3 separate regions of the Homo sapiens genome follow, and all the other regions are linked to region 2. The links are chromatin contacts, found by Hi-C or POLR2A ChIA-PET in ENCODE. All regions are on one chromosome and are shown on one strand. The core of a region is the stretch at or near the end of the contact, and the rest is flanking DNA. Distances in the headings are between cores, read along the strand shown.

The links. A loop is a pair of places that touch in the nucleus more often than their neighbours do. ChIA-PET counts read pairs that join two places held with the same protein, here RNA polymerase II (POLR2A). Pooled maps may share reads with other maps.
Region 1: a pooled map shows a loop between it and region 2 (11-fold over the local background). The contact joins two enhancer-like sites. A Hi-C loop is called at or near these places in 12 of 37 single-sample maps with no recorded cell type and 4 of 50 pooled maps. POLR2A ChIA-PET finds 5 or more read pairs at or near these places in 1 of 52 experiments (activated CD4-positive, alpha-beta T cell).
Region 3: a map of PC-3 shows a loop between it and region 2 (2.6-fold over the local background). The contact joins the promoter of LINC02405 here to the enhancer-like site in region 2. A Hi-C loop is called at or near these places in 3 of 168 maps with a recorded cell type or tissue (K562, PC-3 and endothelial cell of hepatic sinusoid) and 1 of 50 pooled maps. POLR2A ChIA-PET finds 5 or more read pairs at or near these places in 1 of 52 experiments (AG04450).

The regions. Positions count from the first base shown.
Region 1 is chr12:127,040,543-127,043,472 of GRCh38, forward strand. The region is part of intron 1 of LINC02405 (long intergenic non-protein coding RNA 2405); the gene reads right to left. Among named protein-coding and RNA genes, the nearest start is that of LINC02405, 18 kb to the right of the region's middle. RefSeq lists an enhancer at 1,496-1,625 and a silencer at 1,609-1,809. Within about 2 kb of position 1,674, at least 2 of the 41 ENCODE cell types and tissues checked have a DNase peak (open chromatin) inside an H3K27ac peak, as active enhancers do.
Region 2 is chr12:127,164,632-127,167,764 of GRCh38, forward strand. The region is part of intron 1 of LOC105370062 (a long non-coding RNA gene); the gene reads right to left. Among named protein-coding and RNA genes, the nearest start is that of LINC02405, 110 kb to the left of the region's middle. Within about 2 kb of position 1,525, at least 26 of the 41 ENCODE cell types and tissues checked have a DNase peak (open chromatin) inside an H3K27ac peak, as active enhancers do; they include PC-3, where a contact is called at or near this core.
Region 3 is chr12:127,058,961-127,061,660 of GRCh38, forward strand. LINC02405 (long intergenic non-protein coding RNA 2405) reads right to left here and starts at 1,437. Exons shown (of 7, transcript NR_104646.1): 1 at 1,127-1,437. LOC107984449 reads left to right here and starts at 1,541. Exons shown (of 5, transcript XR_007063517.1): 1 at 1,541-2,374.

The DNA of each region.
Region 1 (2,930 bases), core at 424-2,923, 120 kb before region 2:
ACCAAGTTTCAGGTACGTCTTTATCAGCAGCATGAAAACAGACTAATACAGGGAGAGAATAGAGCTCCCCATCTTCTGAGATAAGACCTTGCTGTCAGTATGGCCTTGGGGCTATATGCTGCAATCATCCCTATACACAGCTTAAGATAGACAATACTCTCACTCCTTCTAATGCTGGCTTACCAATTTTGAGTCAAAAAATTACAAAACACCTAGTTCTGTGTGATGGGCTGCCTAAATTTCATGAGTAAGTTTTCCTTTCTATTTGTTGGAAATAAAGCACAAAAGTCCATTTTATATTTAAACATTATTTTGAATTCAAATTTCAAGGCATTTTGAGATCTGTTGCATCATCAGTGATTCTCAAAGTATTTCTAGAAAATCTAGTGCTCCTAGATGCTAGTGGAGGAAAGGCATCTCTGGTTAAGTTTATTGTGGGTTATGTGGCATATATTGATCTTGAGAGGTAGCAATGCACGCTGAAGGCCCTTAGAAGCTTTGGAATAAAAAACATGACTGATAATATTTTTAATGCTATTTTTCAACGTGTTTGTTCAGAAAAATCGTATCTACCCACCTATCTATTAATATCTATCTACTTATATGTTTATACCCTTATTCTCACTAAACCTCCATTTCTTCTACGTGAAATGGGTACAATGCCACAGGATCACTGTGACAGCCTCGTGCGTTCATGACCGCACGGTGCTCTGGATCATATCTGGCATAAAATAAGCACTCGGCAAATGTGAGTGACTGTATCAGGCAGTTCCCACATTGCTGTAAAGAAATACCTGAAACTTGGTAATTTATAAAGAAAAGAGGGGCCACGCACGGTGGCTCACGCCTGTCATCCCAACACTTTGGGAGGCCAAGGTGGGCGGATCACTTGAGGTCAGGAGTTCGAAGCTAGCCTGGCCAACATGGTGAAAACCCATCTCTACTAAAAATACAAAAATTAGGTGGGTGTGGTGGCACATGCCTGTAATCCCAGCTACTCGAGAGGCTGAGGCGGGAGAATCGCTTGAATCTGGGAGGTGGAGGTTGCAGTGAGCCAAGATTGTACCACTGCACTCCAGCCTGAGTGCTTCTTTTTAAGACTTATTCTCAAAAAAAAAAAAAGAGGTTTAATTGGCTCCTGTTTCCACGGGCCCTACAGGAAGTGTACTAGCTTCTGCTTCTGGGTTCTGGGGAAGCCTCAAGAAGCTTCCAATCATGGTGGAAGGTGAAGGGGAAGCAGGCACATCTTACATGGCCGGGGCAGGAGGAAGAGAGAAAGTGGGGAGGTGCCACACAATTTTAAACAACCAGATACTGTGAGAACTCTATCATTATACAGTACCAAGGTAGATGGTGCTAAACCATTCATAAGAACTCTGCCCCCATGATCCATTCACCTCCCACCAGGCCCCACCTCAACACTGGGGATGACAATTCAACATGAGATTTTCTGGGGACACAGATCCAAACCATATCAGCAATTAAGCAGACACAAGGTGGATTTTAAGACATGCTTCAACATGTACTCTAGTCTAATGTATGCCAGCGTCAATGATAATCCGGCTGAAGTGCCCAACTGAGGCTACCCTTTAAACTAAAAATAATCAGTTACTATTTTATAAGACTGACTCAGATTGAGAAGTCTCAAATAGTAACTGAGAATCCTGTATGTTTCGCAACCTCCTTCACATTTGTTTCACCTACAGTAAATTCCAGCTGCTCACACAAAAAGAGGAAGTGTGCAGATGGGTGTATTTATATATGTGTGTGATTGTGTATTTTATATGTTGAGCTGAAACTCAGGGAAATTGGGCTGTTTCCTTTTCTTGTTTCTATTTATTTTCTTAGTTATTAGGTTGAGACCTGTCAATATCATTCACTTGACACTTCCATGCAGCATGGACCACAACACACTCTTCTCACTCTGGCTCACACATGCAGCCCTTTCTACATATCAGGCTATGAGCTTCCAACTTTCTGAATAACAAGATATCTATTTCCTTGCAGTTTCACACTCTGTTCACACTTGATTTCCCTGTTTATTTGCTTAGTCAACCCTACTCTCTTCCAACACCCCTACCACACTCTTTCCTTATGCTACTAGATCTTTAATTGGCCACAGTGATCATGCTCGTTTATTAATTTTAAAAATATTTATTGACTGTCTGCTCTGACCTGGCCTGTGCTGGGTGATGTAGCCCCTAACGGGCAAACATTCCAATCTGTTATATTTGCTTCTCCCCGTCTCTCTCCAGCACTCACAACACAGGCTGAATATTGTAGCAGTATGTGTGAGACGTGCACAAGGATGAATGGAAGATGGATAATATTGTATAAACGGAGGGTTGAAAGCAAGTGCTCCACCTGAAAGACAGTTATAGTTACAGAAATGAAAACTGATACTTTTTTTGAGATACTTCATAATTTCAAGATGCAATTATATCTCCATAGGGCAATAGGATCCCATAATTACAACCACAATCCTTCGGGCCCTGCATTTTAGACTCTATAGCCCCCAGAGCTCTTGAGCCCTCTAACACACTGCCATCCTGGGAAAACACTCTGGGGACCCCCTCTAACAGGCCTGATGCACCTGGTGAAGCTTCTGCTTAGAGAGGGGTCACAACTCAGCCTGGATCTTCAGGTAAAAGGTTGGAACATCAGGTATTCCAGGTTCACAACATGACTCATTCTAGGAGACTCCAGCTAGGCTCTGTTGTTTGACAGAGGATGGCCAAGTTGGTCTTAAATGAAGGCCTAGGTTGGGGCACGTGCAGATCCAGGCGGAAAAGTCAACCCATGGGATGCACCTGGGACATGCCAGGTGTGGACCCTTGAGGACCTCATGACTGCATTCTGCAGGGAAAAAGACAAGAAACCAATCAGACATGTTCACTGCGGGGCTTAGCCTTGCTGAAGAAAAACAAGAA
Region 2 (3,133 bases), core at 275-2,774:
AAATGAGAACTAATTCATGTCAACATAGTAAAGATGTTACTTTTCCCCAAATGGATCTTTAAATTTAATGCAATACTACTTAAAATCCCACCAGGATTTTTATAGTTATAGATATGCTAATTCTATAATATATATGGAAAACAAAATGAATTAGAAGACCAAAACAATGTCGAAAATCAAAAAAGTAGTTGGAAGAAGCCATACCCAATTTTAAGACTTACTATTAATTGATAGTAATCAAGACATTGGTGCACTAAGGAAGAGATGGCTACTCCCAGGACCCAGACTGTGATCTCTAAATGCTATTGACCAGTAAAGAGAACCAGAGCCCCAAAAGGAAATGGCTGATTCCAAATATTGGTCTGAAAAGGTACAAAATGAACCTGTATATCTTGTTATGATTGAAAGCAAGGACATTGTCAACTATTAATGCAATTTAGTCAAAAAAGATACAGGGATCTGACCATCCCTTTATACAGGCCATCCCTCTGGATAAAGAAGTGACCATCTGAGGATTAAAAAAAAAAGATACTGGCAATGCTTTGTAACACACAAAACATAGCCAACACGAGTAACGTTTTGAGCTTACTAGATTACCATGTTACCATTTTGACTTTCAGAACTGTAATATTGGCCAGGCGCGATGGCTCACACCTGTAATCCCAGCACTTTGAGAGGCCAAGGCGGACAGATCACTTGAGGTCAGGAGTTCAAGACCAGCCTGGCCAACATGGTGAAACCCCGTCTCTACAAAAATACAAAAATTAGCCAGGTATGATGGCAGGTGTCTGTAATCCCAGCTACTCGGGAGGCTGAGGTGGGAGAATTGCTTGAATCTGGGAGGCGGAGGTTTCAGTGAACCGAGATCGTGCCATTGCACTCCAGTTTGGGTAACAGAGTGAGACTCTATATCAAGAAAAAAAAAAAAGAACTGTCATATAATAAATTTATATTGTTTTTAGCCACTACATTTGTTACAACTTATTAGGGTAACGTTAAGAAACTTTTCTATTTTCCGTAGAGGCCCCGGAGCTCCTTAGCTTTGGGATAAACTGGTGCTTACCCCAACTGTGGGGTCAGAGCGTGGAAGTGAGAGAAGGGAAAGACCATCATGGTCTGCTGTGGTCAGGGAAGGCTTCCTGGAGGAGGAGAAAGTGGAGGAAGCAGCTGAGCCTGGAGGGATGGGGTCACTACCTTTAAAGCATCTGTCAGCCATGGGGATCTGATGGTTTTTTTATTTTTTATTTTTTATTTTTATTATTATTATTATTTTTTTACAAACCCTTGTGTGGAGATCTGACTTTCAATAGATCGCAGCGAGGGAGCTGCTCTGCTACGTACGAAACCCCGACCCAGAAGCAAGTCGTCTACGAATGGTTTAGCGCCAGGTTCCCCACGAACGTGCGTTGCGTGACGGGCGAGAGGGCGGCCGCCTTTCCGGCCGCGCCCCGTTTCCCAGGACAAAGGGCACTCCGCACCGGACCCTGGTCCCAGCGCGGGGCGGGGCGGCCCGCCGGCGGGGACCGGCTATCCGAGGTATCCGAGGCCATCCGAGGCCAACCGAGCCGACCGAGGCCAACCGAGGCCATCCGAGGCCGACCGAGGCCGACCGAGGCCGACCGAGGCCATCCGAGGCCGACCGAGGCCGACCGAGGCCGACCGAGGCCGACCGAGGCCATCCGAGGCCGACCGAGGCCAACCGAGGCGCCGCGGGGCTGCCGTATCGTTCCGCCTGGGCGGGATTCTGACTTAAGAGGCGTTCAGTCATAATCCCACAGATGGTAGCTTCGCCCCATTGGCTCCTCAGCCAATGGGATCTGATTTTTTAAGCAGTCACAACACTAGACTTTTAATTGAGAAAGCTCTGTAAGCAATTAAAAGCCGCTGTTGTTTTAAACTCTTCTTGTGTCACCTGCTGGCAATGAGGAAAATGATACATCACCTCAACAAAATGCCTCAGTGAGTTGGTACACATTTTTTATTTGCATTTTTATTTGCACATATTCTAAGATACAACCATGTCAAAGCTTCCAATTATCTTTTTTTGTTTGGTTTTGTTTTTTGAGACGGAGTCTCCCTCTGTCACCCAGGCTGGAGTGCAGCGGTGTGATCTAGGCTCACTGTAAACTCCTTCTCCCGGCTCAAGCAATCCACTCACCTCAGCCTCCTGAAGAGCTGGGACTACAGGCACCCACCACCACACCTGGAGAATTTTGTTTGTTGTTTGTTTGGTTTGAGACAGGATCTCACTCTGTTATCTAGGCAGGAGTGCAGTGGCACAGTCTCAGCTCACTGCAACCTCAGCCTCCTGGATTCAAGCGATTCTCCTGCCTCAGCCTCCCAAGTAGCTGGGATTACAGGCACCCGCCACCATGCCTGACTAATTTTTTGTATTTTTAGTAGAGATGGGGTTTCACCACGTTGGCCAGGCTGGTCTTGAACTCCTGACCTCAAGTGATCCGCCTGGCTCGGCCTCCCAAAGGGCTGGGATTACAGGTGTGAGCCACCATGCCAGGCAAATGTAATTATGTTTGACCTCACAAATTTACTTTCAAATATATGGTGAGGGTTAGACCCTTGCTACATAGCAGGAGGCACTCAGGAAAGCAGGTATGGTGCCTGCATTGACTGACGTTGAAACCTAAGGGAAGTGACAGGCAGCAAAGAGTTGCCCTATAATAAATGAGTGGTCTTGCAATAACTCTGTTGTGAGATAATGTCAGTGGAGGCCCCTGTTGAATTATGCAGCCCAATGTGGGATAGGGTGGAAGAAGGAAGGGGAGAGACATCCAGAGATGGGGTTTGGCATCATCTCTCAGAGGCTGGGAGAGACCCAGTCCAAGCCCACATGCTCAGCCATCTTAATTTATTGACAAATGGAAAAAAAAATGTACAATGTATTATACTTTAAATGCTTCCATTAAAAAGATTCTTATTTCTGATAGGTGCATGCAAGTATAACTCTTTCAAAATATTAACAAATACATTTATCTGTGGCTGTGGGTCAGTTAGAAACCTGCATCTAATGTGTTTTCTTCCTACTTTCTCTCTGCCCCACTCCATAATCGGCTGTGGATCTTAAATGGCATGACTGAGCCTCAGATTGGGTGATTTAGACAGTAGAGATGCCAAT
Region 3 (2,700 bases), core at 187-2,686, 110 kb before region 2:
TTTTAGTTTTGTTTTTATCTTTTTGTTTTTTGGAAACAAGATCTCACTCTGTCTCCCAGGCTGGAGTGCAGTGGCAAGATCTCGGCTCACTGCAACCTCTGCCTCCAGCATTCAGAGGATTCTCCTGCCTCAGCCTCCTTAGTAGCTGAGGCTACAGGCATGCGCTGCCACCCCGCCTGGCTAATTTTCGTATTTTTGGTAGAGATGGGGTTTCACCATGTTGGCCAGGCTGGTGTGGAACTCCTGACCTCAAGTGATCTGCCTGCCCCTCAGCTTCCCAAAGTGCTAGGATTACAGGCATGAGCCACCATGCCCAGTCCTGCCCCGCCTTTTTTTAAATTTAGCTTTTAAGTTCACAGGTACATGTGCAGGTTTGTTCTATAAGTAAATTTGTGTCATGGGGGTTTGTTTTATATGTTAGTTTTTTTGATTTCACTAATTTTTGTCCATCTTACTTCCAGTTGTGTTCAGTAGGAGTTTTGGTTTTCTGAGAATTACAATTAAAAAAAAATTCATAGTTATTCATATGCTTATTAGCTATTTCATCTATTTCCTGATAATGAAATTTTTGGATATGCCTTCAAGTTGAAATTAATAAATCCAGTAGCATATTCCAACTACCTCTTACCTCTTTATCATCTCTGAGTTAGTACAAATACATATCTGGGCCATGAGAGTAATGGGTGAATGTAAAATATAAATTGAAGCTCATTTTCACAATGATACAAATAATAATAAGGCCAGCCCATCCTCTGTCTCAAACATTTTCCCCAGGTCCTGAGGATGCCACCTATTTCCAAAGTAGACTTGCCATTTCAGAACAGAACAGATATTTTTCAGTCATTGCAGTTGTTGGGGCACTGATGTAGGGAAGGTTAATAAAATCCATAGATTAAAAAGCCACTGCCTTTTTTTTTTTGCCATGAACCCAGAAAGAGTTACTAACAATCACCAATATTTCATGTTTCGGGTTTTGTTTCCTCCCTAAAAGTTGACAGATTTTAAAGTTCAGAAAAGTGACAGAGCAGACAAAAGGAGTTAGAATCTTAAAAAAAAAAAAAAAAAAAAGTCTTCTGATGAGAAAGCAGAGTTTCAGTCCACTTTTAAAAAAGGAAATTCAGATTACCTTGAATAAGCAGCTTCAGCAGTATTTACACATCAGCAGCCGATCTCCGCACAGTTTTCCTAAGTGCTCTCGCCTACTTTTTTGACTGTGATAATTACCACTACCCTAGAAAACACCTTCCTCTATTTCAGGGACAACTTGAGTCCTAAAGCCAATATACAGTAGAGGGGACTGAAGTCCTCCGCACTTGTCCTGCAGACTGTGCTCATTCCGCTGAGCCCCGAGCTGTCTGAGGGAGAGGAGCTGCATGCGGCCATTTCCATTCTCTCCCTTCCGCTTCTCTAGTGGATAATTCCTGCTGGCCATTTAACACTCAAGCCGGAGTGCTGGGAAAGGAAGAGCACGGTCCCTTTAAATGATACGGAAGCCGGGAAGGAAAGCGCGGGGTAGAAAGGGCAGAGTCCGTGACTAGGCCTCTAGCCCCAGGGACCTAGGCGAGGACAGGCACTCCTGCTTTTCCAAGAGCACCCTGGCCCGCCACGCCCCCAGCCTGGGCCTATAAACACCCACGACCCTAGCAAGGCAGAGACAGAAGCTGCTGGAGGGCGAGAGGAACGCATCAGTGGAAGAAGACAGAAGCGGCTGGTCACGGAGAGCATGTCAGCAGAAGAACACACCTACAGACGCCGGCTCGCCCGCGGGCTCCCCGGCAGGCCATCGACCGGTGGGACGAGGTGGAGTTTGTCCTGGGCAGTAGGAGGACAGCCCGGGCACCCAGCGGCCCAACTCCAGGGGAAAGCCATCTCCCTTCTGGAGCTGCCCAACTCCGGGGGAAAACCATCTCCTTTCTGACTCTCCTGTCGGTGGAGAGTTACTTCCACTCAATACGATTTTGCAGTCATTCTCCAAGCCCACGTGTGATCCGATTCTTCCGGTACACCAAGGCAAGAACCCGGGATACAGAAAGCCCTCTGGCCTTATGACAAGGTAGAGGGTCTAACTGAGCTATAGACCGTGAACTAAGAGCGCACCCTGGAACACACGCCCTCTGGGGCTTCAGCTGTAAACATCCACCCTTAGACACTGCCATGGGGTTGGAGCCCCACAACCTGCCCATCTCTATGCCCCACTAGAGGTATGACCAACGGGGCACTGAAGAGGCGAGCACACCCCATCGCACGCCCTGCAAGGGGGACGGGGGAACCTTTCCCATTTCAACACCACCGCTGTGGCTGCATGTGGCTGCCATAAGAAAAAGAACCCATTCTTTGGCACAGCTGAAGCAGGACTCTTCTCGTTGTTCTCCAGGTAGGTTCCTCCCCGTGGAACTTTGTTATCCTCATCTGTGTTTTGCCTGGGGCACCTCCTTCAGGTAGCCAGTTCCTTGTTGGACTTGCCCCAGGGGTTAGATGGCAATTCAGGTGGTTCCTGCAACCCAGAAGCAGGACAGAATCTTGTGCGACAGTATTTTGCCTAACTGCTTGAAGGCCCTTCATTCCTAGGGACAAGTTGACATCAACATTCAAATATAATGAAAATTGTTGAGCATCTTTCCTAGGCCACTAGGAAGGGAAAAATGCATGGTGCTACAAATCATTGGGTTTTACTAGCCAATGGGTAAGTGGGGAAAAGGA